Linked DNA regions of Homo sapiens: all the other regions are linked to region 1. A link is a contact called in ENCODE Hi-C or POLR2A ChIA-PET data. All regions are on one chromosome and are shown on one strand. The core of a region is the stretch at or near the end of the contact, and the rest is flanking DNA. Distances in the headings are between cores, read along the strand shown.

The links. Hi-C counts contacts between places; a loop is a spot of excess contacts on that map. ChIA-PET counts read pairs that join two places held with the same protein, here RNA polymerase II (POLR2A). Pooled maps may share reads with other maps.
Region 2: a map of naive thymus-derived CD4-positive, alpha-beta T cell shows a loop between it and region 1 (21-fold over the local background). The contact joins the promoter of SLC25A17 here to the promoter of XRCC6 in region 1. A Hi-C loop is called at or near these places in 1 of 168 maps with a recorded cell type or tissue (naive thymus-derived CD4-positive, alpha-beta T cell) and 9 of 50 pooled maps. POLR2A ChIA-PET finds 5 or more read pairs at or near these places in 1 of 52 experiments (WTC11).
Region 3: a loop to region 1 is called in a map of CD14-positive monocyte, with 5 times the contacts of the local background. The contact joins the promoter of LINC01315 here to the promoter of XRCC6 in region 1. A Hi-C loop is called at or near these places in 1 of 168 maps with a recorded cell type or tissue (CD14-positive monocyte) and 4 of 50 pooled maps. POLR2A ChIA-PET finds 5 or more read pairs at or near these places in 2 of 52 experiments (GM12878 and WTC11).

The regions. Positions count from the first base shown.
Region 1 is chr22:41,619,092-41,623,770 of GRCh38, forward strand. It overlaps XRCC6 (X-ray repair cross complementing 6), which reads left to right and starts at 2,204. Exons shown (of 13, transcript NM_001469.5): 1 at 2,204-2,254; 2 at 2,899-2,995. The coding sequence starts at 2,914. It overlaps DESI1 (desumoylating isopeptidase 1), which reads right to left and starts at 1,952. Exons shown (of 6, transcript NM_015704.3): 1 at 1,661-1,952. The coding sequence starts at 1,748. RefSeq lists enhancers at 1-27, 38-97, 1,370-1,971 and a silencer at 1,703-1,972.
Region 2 is chr22:40,816,877-40,821,555 of GRCh38, forward strand. SLC25A17 (solute carrier family 25 member 17) reads right to left here and starts at 2,470. Exons shown (of 9, transcript NM_006358.4): 1 at 2,319-2,470. The coding sequence starts at 2,372. RefSeq lists an enhancer at 443-502.
Region 3 is chr22:42,366,423-42,371,101 of GRCh38, forward strand. LINC01315 (long intergenic non-protein coding RNA 1315) reads right to left here and starts at 2,786. Exons shown (of 2, transcript NR_120597.1): 1 at 2,636-2,786. LOC124905126 (a long non-coding RNA gene) reads left to right here and starts at 3,070. Exons shown (of 2, transcript XR_007068114.1): 1 at 3,070-3,282. RefSeq lists enhancers at 1,106-2,040, 2,333-2,452, 2,821-3,115 and a silencer at 2,823-2,982.

The sequences.
Region 1 (4,679 bases), core at 954-3,453:
CTTGACTGATGTAATCTATTAATGAGTAACAGCTTCCTCAGTGACTTTGTAAGTTTTGCTTTCAGATGTGCCTCAATCATTTTAACAACTGGTTATCTAGGCCCAAATCCCTGTCAAATAATGGGTTGGCTACATAAGAATTAGCTGATAAGCTCATTAAAAATACAGATTTTTGGACCAAAACTCCAGGAGATTCTGATTTAGTATTTGTGAAGCCTTAGAATCCATATAATTAAAATTTTCTCATTTTAAATAGATATTATGTGTATGTAATACACAGGTCCAGAGGTAAGAAACAGTTTACAGCAAAGTTTCTCTTCTACCCCTGTTCCCCTGGCATCAAGTTCCCCTTTCCATAAGCTACTGCTGTTATCAATTTCTTGTGTATCCTTACGGATAATTATTTGCCTAAGCAAGCACATATATATCCTTTGATTTGCATATTTAAAGAGCTATTCTAACCTTGTTTTTTCTAATCTCATTTACAATATATGTTGGAAATGAGGGTATCTGCATTTTTAACAAGCACCCTAGATGATTTTGATGTGAAGCCAAATATAGAAACAACTCATGGACCCACGGTTGTGAGATTAAGTTCAATTCACTACGACATATTAGAAACTCAAGGACATTGAAGGATGCCCTCAAAAGTAGCCTCCCTTACTTGATCTCTGCCCCCTCGTCTCACAGAGATGAACTAAATCATTCGCCAGTGTCTCCACAGAAGCCAGGAAAAACTAGCCATTCAAATGGATGCTGTCAAAGCTTCAATTTTCAATAATTGGAATTCTTTCCTGCTCATTGTTACCCGAAATTACAAACCTGACAATTCCTGTGTTACACAAGACATTCCTGTATTTAAGTTGAAATAAGGTGTGATCGTCACTGAATGAGGGCTGGTTTTTCTCCTGCCAGTTAAGTAGTTTAATGGAGCACAACCGAAATACTTTCTTTACTAATCCTTATTCACACAGCCTCATCCAAACTTCCCCCAAAACTGCTTTCTTGCCATTTGAGCAAAAGCAATTAACTTAGAAACTGTGGGGAGAAGACTGCTTGGTGAATTCTGGAGTTCGGGGCTCCTCTTATCCTGACTTGACCTACCTGGGGGCGATGGCTGGGTCCCTAGGCAGCTCTATCTCCCCCATCCCACCTATCCCTGGGACTGCAAAGGGAGCTTCCTTTTGGCACTGAGACAAGGTTCTCCGAGAGCCACCCGACCTCCGCAGTGTCTCTGTCACCACGAGGGGCACCGCGCGGCAGGCATCCTCACCTTTCCTACACCGCGCCAAGGAGGCAGGAGTGCACTGGGCTACCCGAGCGAGGCAGAGAACCCGCCGGGATCCAGCGCTGGTTTACCCCACACCCTCGTCGAAGGGGCTCTCGAGGGCTCGGTTTCTGCCCAAGCCCCCTGCAAGGTGGAGGCATGACTCCTCCATCCCTTCCCCTTGAATTCAAACGTGAGGATGGTATCTGCGAGGCTAAAGCGGGGCTCAGATGGCCCAAACTTCAGACCACTCTCTTCTCCACTCGGCTTTTCTTCCATCCTCCTGGCCATGTGTCTCCCCGTGAGTCGTGGCCCAAGTCTCCCCACCTCGGCCAGCCGCCACCCTCTGGCCTGGCTCCCGCCCTCCTGCCCACCTGGCCCCTTCCCCCTCACCCAGCATGATGGGGCTGAGCCGCCGGGCCAGGCCTTTGGACAGGTCGTACACGTAGAGCTTCACCGGATAGAGATTCGGCGGCTCCATTGGGACCCGTGGCGACGGCGGCCACGACGGCCCTCGGGCACCCGGCAGCGGCTTGGACCTTCCCGTACCCGACGGGAGTGCGAAGCGGAGGGAGAGGGGGGGACCGAGCCCGGGCCCGGGCTGAGGGGTGGGGGAGAGGCCGCCCTGCGCTGCTCGCGCCCCCACACCCGCTACCGGCAACGACTACTGTGAGGTGACAGAGAGGGGACAGGGAGGGCCCACACGGAAGAGGGGGCGGGGGCAGGGATGCACTTTTGCGCATGTGCTTACAGTCCTGACGTAGGAAGGGGCGGGGCTTTGCCGAAGGGGGCGGGGCTCTCGCTGATGGGTTGGCTTTCGTCAGGGACATAGGTAGAAGCTGGTTGGGGAGTGTGCGTGCCAGCCTGACGCGATATAGTGCGCACATGCGTGATGACGTAGAGGGCGTTGATTGGGACCGAGTACAGGGCCCGCGCATGCGTGGATTGTCGTCTTCTGTCCAAGTTGGTCGCTTCCCTGCGCCAAAGGTAAGCGGGCCGTTATCCATTTGTGTTGTTCGCCAGCTAGGCCTGGCCTCGTCCCGCTTCGCTCGGTCGGTCTCGCGCGCCCCCATAGCCTTGCTAGAGGGTTAGCGTTAGCCTTAAGTGTGCGAATCCGAGGAGCAGCGACAGACTCGAGACCACGCTCCTTCCTCGGGAAGGAGGCGGCACCTCGCGTTTGAGGCCCGCCTGCGTTTGAGGCCCGCCTGCGCTTGCGGCCCGCCTGCGCTTGAGGCCTGTCTGCGTTTGAGATCTCATTGGGCGTGATTGAGGAATTTGGGGAGGTTTTTGGGCGGTATTGAGGACGAGGGGGTCCGTTAGTCAGCATAGAATCCTGGAGCGGGAATCCCTCACCGTCTAAATGGCGTCGGGGGCGGGACCTCCGGGATCTGGCTTCCGCGGGCCGCCGCCGGCCCTGAAACGTGAGGGATAGCTGAGATGAGGCAGCTACTGGGATGGCCCCCATGCGCATTTACATGCAGTCCGACTGCCGAGCTTTCGAGGCAGCAGGATTTACCGTCCACATTCCTCACTACTAACCAAGCTTTTAGAACAGATCTCACAAGAACCTAGAGGTCGGTATTTTTTCGATTTAAATTTGCCTGTTACTGACGTTAACGTCTTTCGCCTAGTGAGCAGTAGCCAACATGTCAGGGTGGGAGTCATATTACAAAACCGAGGGCGATGAAGAAGCAGAGGAAGAACAAGAAGAGAACCTTGAAGCAAGTGGTAAGTGACTTCAGCATGTAGTGCCATTCGGTGTGTGGAAGAAAGACCTTCCCTGCCTATCTCTGCTGGATGGACTTTGCTGTTTGATGGCCTGCCCTTCTCCTCCCAGATAATTCTGAAATTCTTTTCTTCCTTTGAACTTCGCAGAGCTACCCTAGGCTCTTATATGCAGATCTTACTCTAGTGTGCCCTAAGTTTTTTTTGGACACTGGTAGTTTGACATCTTTTGGTCCCTGATAAATGGCCATGACCATAGGTATTTTTTGTCATCTTAAGTGGTTCAGGTGAGACCCTTCTCATCCAGGAAAGTAGTGTTACCATTCCAGGACCTCAGTGTAAAAATGCCCCCACCCTGCAATAACTACACCAACCAAAGAATAAACGCAAGCAACACAGTTACAGGAAAGTGATTGATTCCCTCACTATAGCCTCCACGTTTGGGAGTGTATGTGCAGGCAACACAGTAACACATAAAACAAAGGAAGAGAAATAGGGGTACATGTAATCTTCATACTGGTTAATTTAACTCCTGAGCAGAAAAATTTTGAATATTTTTATTAAAAATGAGAAACGGCCAGGCGCGGTGTCTCAAGCCTGTAATCCCAGCACTTTGGGAGGCCGAGGCGGGCGGATCACGATGTCAGGAGATCAAGACCATCCTGGTTAACACGGTGAAACCCCGTCTGTACTAAAAAAAAAATACAAAAAATTAGCCGGGCGTGGTGGCGGTCGCCTGTAGTCCCAGCTGCTCGGGAGGCTGAGGCAGGAGAATGGTGCGAACCTGGGAGGTGGAGCTTGCAGTGAGCCGAGATGGCGCCACTGCATTCCAGCCTGGGTGACAGAATGAGACTCTCTCAGGAAAAAAAAAAAAGTGAGAAACATAGGAAATACAAAAAAGAAAAAAATTTGCTATAATCTACCACTCTAACACAACCACTACCAGCATTTTGACATTTTTGTATTTTTCTTTCAAGTATCTTTCAATATTTATTTCCTAATGAAATATATATATTTTTTAATTTTTTAATAGAGACAGGCTGGAGTGCAGTGGTGAGATCATCGTAGCTCACTGTAACCTCAAACTCCCGGGCTCAAGTGATCCTCCTGCTTCAGCTACCTCAGTAGCTGGGACTACAAGTGCCGCCAACTCCCAATAATTTCTTAATTTTTTGTAGAGACAGGATCTTGCTATGTTGATCAGGCTGGTCTCAAACTCTTGGCCTCAAGCGATACCCCCAAGCCTTGGCCTCCCAAAGTTCTAGGTTTATAGTCATGAGCCTCCATGCCCAGACTGTATCTGATTTCTTTTTCTTTTTTTTTGGAGACAGTCTTGCTCTGTCGCCCAGGCTGGAGTGCAGTGGCGCGATCTTGGCTCACTGCAAGCTCCGCCTCCCGGGTTCATGCCATTCTCCTGCCTCAGCCTCCCGAGTAGCTGGGACCATAGGCGCCCACCACCACGCCCGGCCAGTTTTTTGTATTTTTAGTAGAGACGGGGTTTCACTGTGTTAGCCAGGATGGTCTTGATCTCCTGACCTTGTGATCCGCCCTACTCAGCATCCCAAAGTGCTGGGATTACAAGTGTGAGCCACTGCGCCTGGCCTATCTGATTTCTTGTATTGTAACGATAGTGCATATACATTTATTTATTTATTGAGACAGAGTCTTGCTCTGTCGCCCAGGCTGG
Region 2 (4,679 bases), core at 1,220-3,719, 800 kb before region 1:
CTGGGATTACAGGCGTGAGCCACCGCACCCAGCCTATTCATTTATTGTCTGACTCCCCTATTGCAATGCATAGTTCATGAAGAAAAAGACCTTCTCTACTGTACTCCTTGCACCTAGAACAGCGTGTGGCACATAGAATGCACTCAATAAAGGTGTTTAATGAACATTTATTGCAAGAAGGAAGAGAAAAACATTTCCCATCTTCTCACTTTCTTCTCTTAGATGCACTCCAACTATTTCCCCCACCACTCCACCAAAACTGGTCTTTTCAATTAACCACTGGATTTATCAACATGATAAATTCTCAGTTATTTCTCAGTCCTCACCTTACTTGACCCATCAGCAGCATCTGACCCAGCTGGTCTACTTCCTTCCCCAGAAACACTTTCTTCACGTGGCTTTCACTCTTAGTTCTTAGCTTCCCTCCTGCAGTACTGATCCATCCTTCGTTTGTCTCCTTTGCTGGTGCAATCTTATTTTCTCGGCCTCTTAATGGTTAGCCTGCTCCAAGACTCAGTCATTGAGATTCTTCTGTCAGTCCATACACACTTCCCTAGTGAGCTCATCTAGTCTCACGACTACTCTTAGGCATTTCAAACTCCTCCAAAACCAAAGCCAAATTTATCATTTCCCCCAAAACCTTCTCCTTCACAGCCTCTGCCATCCCAGTAAATACCACCATCCCTCCAGTTACTGAAGCCAAAAACTCTTGGAGTCAACCAACCCTCATTTTATAAATATATTCCAGGTCAATGATCACTTCTACCATGTCTGCTACCACCCGGATCCAAGTCACCATCATCTCTCGCCTGATAATTGCTTGTCCCCTGTTCCCTTACATTCTACTCTCAACACAGCAGCCAGGGTGATCACGTTTAAAGGTAAATCAGCAAGTTCAACAGCTAGCCAGAGTGAAAGTCTCACACAATTTGGCCCCCTGAAACCTATTTGCCTCTTTGTTCCCTCCACTCCGGAAACACAGGCCTCCATGCCCATCTTAAAGCAAGTCACGCAAGCGTCCATCTCAGCCTTCATGCTGGCTGAAAGGCTCTTCTGGCTGAACTGAATGAACCAGGCTTCCTGAATTAGGCATTTTCATGAAATGCTGTGTCACTTAATTCTCTAAACTCTGTGAGGTAGGTATCACTTCCCCCACTTTACAGATTAAGAAAGTAAGGTTTACAGGGCATCTAGCTAACAAATGATGGAGTTAGGGTTAAATCCAGATTAGTCTACAGAGAAGGTGAGCTCTCAGTGAAGTTTCTGGAGGCTAAACAGAGGATTCAGTGATGTTCCTCTGAAGTCACAGTGATTTTAACAGCTAAAGGTGTGTGCTAACAACTGGTGAAGAATATGAGAAAAGGCAGTCAAAGAGATAAAAGAACCACAAGAGGAGTCACCCAAGCCAAAAGTGGAAAGTTTTAAGGAAAAGAGGGGAGAGGGGAAGTGTCAAGTGGAACCTAGACACCAGAAGCCCAAGAATCAAGCGTATACCTCATAACAAACCACACTTGTGGTAGACAGGAACCCAGATCTTGATTTAGAAAGAAAGAAAAAAAAGCCAGGCACAGTGGCTCATGCCAGCAGTTTAGGACGCCAAATCGAGAGGATCGTTTGAGGCCAGGAATTCGAGACCAGCCTGGGCAACACTGCCAGACCCCAAAAATTTTTTTTAAAAATGTAGCCGGGTGTGGTGGCTCACACCTGCAGTCCCAGCTACTCAGGAAGCTGAGGTGGGCGGATCGCTGGAGCCCGGGAGATCGAGGCTGCAGTGAGTCGTGATCGCGCCACTGCACTCCAGCTTGGGCAACAGAGCAAGACCCTGTCCGGAAAAAAAAAAAAAAAAAAAAGGATCTATCTTCTCCTGCCAATAACGGTGCCCAGAGCTATCCTACTAGGTATTGCCACTTGCCCGCGGCAAGCGTGAAGACAGGCTGTAGGGAAGCATGTGACTAAGCAACACGGCTTCACACCTACGTTCTCCTCCGGGCCAGTAAAGCAAAGTGTGTGAGTGTGCGGTGGTAGCCTGACCTTAAACTTCCCACGGCAAAGATGCGGACCCTGAGCGGGCACGTGTGAACACGGCTCTCTACCCCGCAGTCTCTAGGAGACCAGGAGGTGGCGGAGTCTCGGCCCTTACCCCGAATTCCTCCAACAACTTTCCGCCAATGGCCCATTCCTCTCTGCCCCACAGTCATGACAGTGGACCCCAACCCACACTACCTCCCTCTCAGACCCATCCCTCAGGCATATCCCGGGACTGGCCCCCGAGAAGCCTTATAACCCGTTGCGGCCCGGGCGTAAAGACCCCGTCTCACCACGGCTCCGGCCACGGCGTGGACCAGGCTTTCGTAGGACAGCACGGAAGCCATTGGTGCGGCTCCTCGAAGACCCAGCCACACTTTTCCCACAGATGCCGCAGCCAGTGGAGTTAGGAAAGGAGCACCGGAGCTCAGGGTGTGAGAGTCGCAATCCCCGCCCTCTCAAACCCGCCCGCCTGCCCTAGAACCACTTCCGGGTCGCGGGGCGGGAAAGCGGGGGGGGGGGGGCGGCTAAGAACGCCCCTGAACGCTGATTGGCCCCTGTGGGCGCGGGGCGGGACAGCGAGGTGTTCGCGGGGCTGGGCTCCAAGGCGCAAGGCGGCCTGACACCAGGTACCCGGCTCCCGGTTCCTCCGACGTTCTCTGGCGTTCCCGGGCCCTGACCAGTTCCTCCATCTCAGAAGTCTTAATGGCCTTCTTTTACTCTGGTGACAAAGATGGGGAAACTCAATGAGACTCCAGTCTCCCTGTTTCTCTGCGCCTGAGCTCTTTTCTATTCTGAAAGTCACATTTTGGCCAAGAGGAAAAAAACTCACTTGTGGACTTGGAAACTTCTTCCTCCAGAAAAACCCTTGAGTGTGGTGGGAAGAGATGTTGAGCATCAGGAGCCCAAAATACAAGACGCGAGTGGGAGCCTCCCCCTAGTTGGCAACTATGGAAGTCATTTAACCTCTTGGGTTTCCTCTGTGAAATGACAATGTACTAGTACCAACAATCCCCATCTGCTGTGAGGATTACGAAAGCCAATTTATGTAGTAGTACTTCATAAAATACTGAAGGAAAAAAATTTTTTTCCATGTTGCAAAGTGACTAACAAAATTACACAAAACTAAAGCAGCCACATTCAGCTTTAACCTGTCATACTGTGAGATTCTGCTTCAGGATGCTCCTCAGGGACTCAGGGATTCTTTCCTGAGACACCATCACCACTTGTCTTTACCATGTTTCCTTTTAGAATATCCTCGTGATAACTCCTCAGTGCTGACTACATGCCAGGCTTAGTGTTTTATGCCCATCATCACACTTAATCCCTGGGAGAGGGGTCTAACAAAGTTTAACCTGGCCGTTTTCACAAAATTTGCAGAAGATACTGCTTCCAGGAACATTCCCATCACGCCATAGAATCATGACGTGAAAGTGAAGGACCAAAAGTGAAGCGAAGATGATTTTGGGCTGGGCGCAGCGGCTCAGGCCTGTAATCCTAGCACTTTGGGAGGCCGTAGCGGGCAGATCACTTGAGGTCAGAAGTTTGAGACAAGCCTGGCCCATATGGCAAAACCCTGTCTCTATTAAAAATAGAAAAAATTAGCCGGACATGGTGGCACGCGCCTTGTAGAAATTACAATGTTGAAACTGCAGCTACTAGGGAGGCTGAGGCAGGAGAATCGCTTGAACCCAGGAAGCAAAGGTTGCAGTGAGCCAAGATTGCACCACTGCACTCTAGCCTGGGACAGAGTGAGACTCCTAAAAAAAAAAAAAAAAAGATTATTTTGGCATGGGAACATAGAAACTAGTTGGCTGTAAAACTTGAGAACTCAGTTCTCATTGACTCCTGATCAAATTGGGAGCTTGCTGTCAAGAATATACTGGATTATGCATCATAGTTATGAAAACATTGTTAATACTTTGTTTTGACGTTTTTGTATCTTACATACCAAAAACATTTTGATCAGCTTTTTTTTTTTTTTAAACCTGAGACAGTGTTTCTCTGCGTTGTCCAGGCTGGTCTTGTACTCCTGGGCTCAAGTGATCCACCTGCTTCAGCCACCCAAAGTGCTCGTATTACAGGCATGAGCCACTGTACCGGGCCTTGCAACCTTTTTTTTTTTTTTCAGATGGAGTTTCACTCTTGTGGCCCAGGCTTGGCTCACTGCAACCTCCGCCTCCCGGGTTCAAGTGATTCTCCTACCTCAGCCTCTCGAGTAGCTGGGATTACAGGCATGCGCTACCACGCCCAGCTAATTTTTGTATTTTTAGTAGAGACGGGGTTTCATCATGTTGGTCAGGATGGTCTCAAATCTCTTGACCTCGTGGTCCGCCCGCCTCGGCCTCCCAAAGTGCTGGGATTACAGGTGTGAGCCACAGCGCCCAGCATGATCAACTGAAGACTGACATACTGAAAACAGTATTTTTTTTTTTTTTTTTGAGACGGAGTATCGCTCTGTCACCTAGGCTGGAGTGCAGTGACGCGATCTTGACTCATGTTAGCCTCCATCTCCCGGGTTCAAGTGATTCTCCTGCCTCAGCCTCCCGAGTAGCTGGGACTACAGGTGCACGCCCCCATACCTGGCTCATTTTTGTATTTTTAGTGGAGACAGGGTTTCACCATGTTGGCCAGGCTGGTCTCGAACTCCTGAC
Region 3 (4,679 bases), core at 1,536-4,035, 750 kb after region 1:
CTCTCTAGCTGTGCGTGGCGGCCACTCAGAGCTCCTGAAGTGGGGCAGTGGGGGGTGTGGGAGACTGGAGAAAAGCTTTGTTAGGCATCTGCGAGGGCTTCATCTGCCCCAGGAAAAGTGCCAGGCACACGGGTCCAATGGAGCCAGGGGAGGGAGGATTCACTGTGTATAGAAACCATGCAAAAAAAAAAAAAAAAAAAAAAAAATCAGTCCCCCTGAGCCGGGTTCCTAATTTCCAAGTGAGAGTTTCAATGTGCCGTGGGTCAACTGAGCAGCAATTGCTGGCCCAGAGACCTGACTCTGGGTCAGAGCTGTGCTGCCCAGGGCCCTGCCCACCAGGATGGGGGAGGCCAGGCAGTCACTGTGGTCCTATATCCCAGCTACTCTGGGGGCCCTGTCGGCCACCACCTTCTCCCAGAGCAGCACTTGAAGAAGACAAGTCTCCAAGAGATGGGACAGAAGAAAGAGGAGACAGGTCGGTCTGAGCTCAGGGAACAGGACTAGCGCCTGCCCTGGGCCTCCCCTGGCAGGTCCACTCTCCCTGCAGCCAGCCAGCCTTGGCACTGCAGTGGTCAGGCTGTGCCAGGCCTCTCCCTTCACAAGGCCTGCTGGTTTCTTTTACTTTGTTTCTGTGAACGGCAAATGGGGTGTGGAGCCCAGGACTCGGGCCAGGGAAGGGGAAAGAAAAGTTTCTGCCATCTGGATGCCTGACCTTGCTGAGCCACTCCTGTTTTTCTGGGGAAATCCTACCCATCTTTTATTTGCTTTGCCTACCATCCACCCAGAAAAGATTTGGGTCCTGCCCTCATGGCACTTACAATCGACAGGGGGAGCTAAACATTGACCAATTAATGGCATAAAAGTGTCCATGGAGGGGGTGGTCCCATGCTATGAGAGTCCATCATAGTGGAATCATCAAGTCAGGGAGGTCAGGGCAGGCTTCCTGGAGGAGGTGACATTTGTGCTGGGGCCCAAAGGATGAGGAGTGTTAATTGCTCTGACTCACTGTCATCCTTGCAGAGTCCCTCTCTGATATCCTCCTAAGGTCGCCTCCCCTCCCCATACCCTGGTCCCCTTCTTGACTGTCTGTTGTTCATCTATATCCCTGCCCTGGTCTGGAAGCCCTATGAGGGCAGAGGCCGGGCCTGTCTTAGTCACTGCTGAATTGCGCATGCCCGGCACTTAGTAGGTGTGCCGGACCACCTGTGGTGGTCTACACTGCCTATTTGTAACTATTTGCTGATCAAAAGAATAAACAACATGTGCAAAAGGCTTTGTAGTAGGGGAAATCCCAGGACAGGAGGATGTGGGAGTAGGAACGGGGGCAAAGGGACAGAAGGTGATGGGAGATGAGGCTGTGCCTCCCTAAGAACCTCCCTAGAAATGCGGGTATCTCCTCCAGCCAAGGGAAACCCTTCTGCCCTTCCCCTGTGGCAGAGACTGTGGTAGGGTGTCTTTCTTACCCTAGAGGAGAGAGTGTCGCATAAATACGCTGCCCCACCCGAAGCGCTCCAGGCACAGCACCCCGGACACAAAGCAGGTGGGCACTAGCACCCCCTGCCCAGTACTCTGCCACCAGCTTCCCTCCTGCGTTCATTCTCTCACCCAGTGCTGCGGGGCCACCTGGAGCTACAGAGAGGGAGTGGGATCCACCCCCAGCAGATCCGAAGGTCTCAATCCAGGGCTTCCCTGCATCCCAGCCCCAGGTCTCACCTGCACTACCCCCATGGCTAGCACCCTTTCTCCTCACTGAGGCGGAGGTGGAAGAAGAGGAGCCAGGACAAATGGGGTTTGAGTCCCTGGGTCTGATTACGAGCGTGGGACGGGTGCCAAATTGGCCTCTTCGTCCCTCAGCTTCCTCACAAGTGAGGTGGAGACTCCCCAGGCTTCCCCGGAGCCAGGGACAGAGTGAGCGCTTGATGATCCCGTCTAAAAGTCTCAAAATGAGCCCCCTTTGGTCTCGCTCTGTCGCCCCAAATCCCTCTCCCGCCTCAGCTGCAGTTTCTCCAGCTCCCGAGGAAGGGGGGCACCCGAATTCCAGCCGCTGAGGCTGGAGTTTGGAGTTCGCCCAAGGAGCTTCCGCCCTGGGATGCGGCTGAGACCCGACAGGTGGGTCCCGTCCCCGCCCCAGATGTGCGCCTGGCCCCTCGGAGGCGCGGCTCCGCCTACGCCCAGACCCTTCCTCCCCGCCAGCCCGCTCAGCGCGCTCTGGCAAACTTTCCGCGTCCAGAACCCGCCCGCGTCTACACCTGCTCGCGGTTCAACCGCAAGCGCAAGTCTACACGGTCTCACCTGCCCCCGGGTTGCTGAAGGGTGCCTCGGTCACGGGGCCGCGTCTCCACAGGCTCAACAGCTGCGAGTCCCCGGGACTGCCGACCTCAGCCTTGGGGATCCGTCTTGACCACCCCCGGATTCGGAGGCGCCCGGGCCGGACCACCTGTGCTGGTCTCCACCTCCTCGGCAACCCCGGGTCACCGGAGATGCTGCAGCTCGAGGGTCCCGCCTGCACCATCCATGGCTCTCGAGATCCTTCAGAGCGCGGACCCGGCCGAGACCCCGCGGAGCCGCTGCGCGTGGCTGGTGCCCGCGGTCGCCCCGCAGTCCCGTATGCGGCGAAACCGCCGGGGCTGCTTACCTGGCCCGCACCCTCACGCTCCCGTCCGGGCTGCGCAGCCGCTTCTCTCACACATTTTGCGATAACATCGATGGCGAAAGAAAATGTTGTAAATCCTCCTGCGGCCACGTGGCTGTCCCCCCACCCCCTTCTCCCTTTCTCTGGCCCTCAGGACAAAAAGGCCCCGCGGCCGGCCGCTGGCCACGGGGCTCTGGGCGGGCGAAGCTGGCTGCAGCGGGGCGTGGTCTGGGGAGGGGCCGGACCGGGGCGGGCGGGGCGTGGTCGGGGCAGGGGCGGGGCGCGCTGGTTCCGGCCGCCCTCCCCGCGGAAACCGGGCCTGAGACTAGGGCTCCTGTTCCAGCTCTTGATTGGTCGGTCGGCCAGCACTGCTGACGTCTGATTGGCTGAGACAAAGAAGGGACTAAGGCCGTAGGGGTGGGGGTTTGTGGATTTCATTCTTTGCCTTTTCGCTCCGGCGGTGGCCGCTGCTCTTTCGGACCTTCCTGAACTCTGCGGCCTTTTCCTCTCTGCTTCCGTGGTCCCTATCATAACGCTACCTGCATTTCCTTGTCCTTCTCTACCAAACAGCACCTGGAGATAGGGACATGGGGTTCGTGCTGCTCACCACTGTCTCCCCAGGGCCTAGCACACAGTACGTGCTCAAAACGGTTAGTTGAATGAATTCGTGGAAAATATGCATACAGGTGTTTAGAGCTATCTTTAATGTTGGCAACATCCCTAGGAGATATTACTATTCTCTCCCGAGGATGAGGAAACCGAGGTGCAGCGAAATTCGGTCACGTGGGGATGAATGGCTGAGCTGATGCTGGGACATGCTTACATTACTGGATCTCGGATCCTCTACACAGTGATGCCCTGTGCAGTGTCAGAGCTCAGTTTCCCGTCTATCAAGAGTGTTGTGTTAGAGCACAAGATAGGTTAGAAGATGGGTTATTACTGCCAGGTCCTGTGGCTCACGCCTATAATTCTAGCACTTTGGGAGGCCAGGGTGGGAGAAGCGCTTGCGCCCAGGAGTTCGAAACCAGCCTGGGCAACATGGCGAAACCCCGTCTCTACAAAAAAAAAATTAAGAAGTTTTCTGGGCATGGTGGTGTGCACCTGTACTCCCAGCTACTTGGGAGGCTGAGGTGGGAGGATCACTTGAGCCCAGGAGTTGGAAGCTGCAGTGTTATGATTGTACCACTTGCACTCCAGCCTGGGTGACAGAAAAAAAAAAAAACCCGTCTCTACTAAAAATACAAAAAATTAGCCTGGCGTGGTGGTGGGCACCTGTAGTCCCAGCTAGCTACTCGGGAAGCTGAGGCAAGAGAATGGCGTGAACCCGGGAGGCGGAGCTTGCAGTAAGCCGAGATGGCACCACTGCATTCCAGCCTGGGTGACAGAGTGAGACTCCATCTCAAAACAAAACAAAAACAAAAACAAAAAAACTTACTTCGGCCGGGCACAGTGGCTCACGCCTGTAATCCCAGCACTTTGGGAAGCCGAGGTGGGTGGATCACCTGAGGTCAGGAGTTCGAGACCAGCCTGGCCAACATCATGAAACCCCATCTCTACTAAAAAATACAAAAATTAGCTGAGCATGCTGGTGGGCACCTGTAATCCCAGCTACTCGGGAGGCTGGGGCAGGAGAATCACTTGAACCCAGGAGGCAGAGGTTGTAGTGAGCTGAGGTCATGCCACTGGCACTCCAGCCTGGGTGATAAGAGCGAAACTCTGTCTCAAAAAAAAAAAGTGTCATTTAAATGAACATGCTTGAACATGCTATACCCAGCACTGTGCTTGGCAGTATGAATGACACAGCCTCTGCTTCCATGTTAAATTCCTGGTAACCTGCTGGGCTCTTTCCCTTCCTGGGAATCCATCCCCTGAACCCCCCTCTGCACCCCCATCACAGGGGAAGTTGGAAGCACTCTGCTCAAACCATGCTGCATTGCCCACTCTGACAGTTTGGGGCATTTGGGGTGGATTTTCCTGTGGAAGTCATGGGGAGCACCGTGAAGCAGACTGACTTCCCGGCTGCTGTTCTCTGATGGAGAGGGGGTCC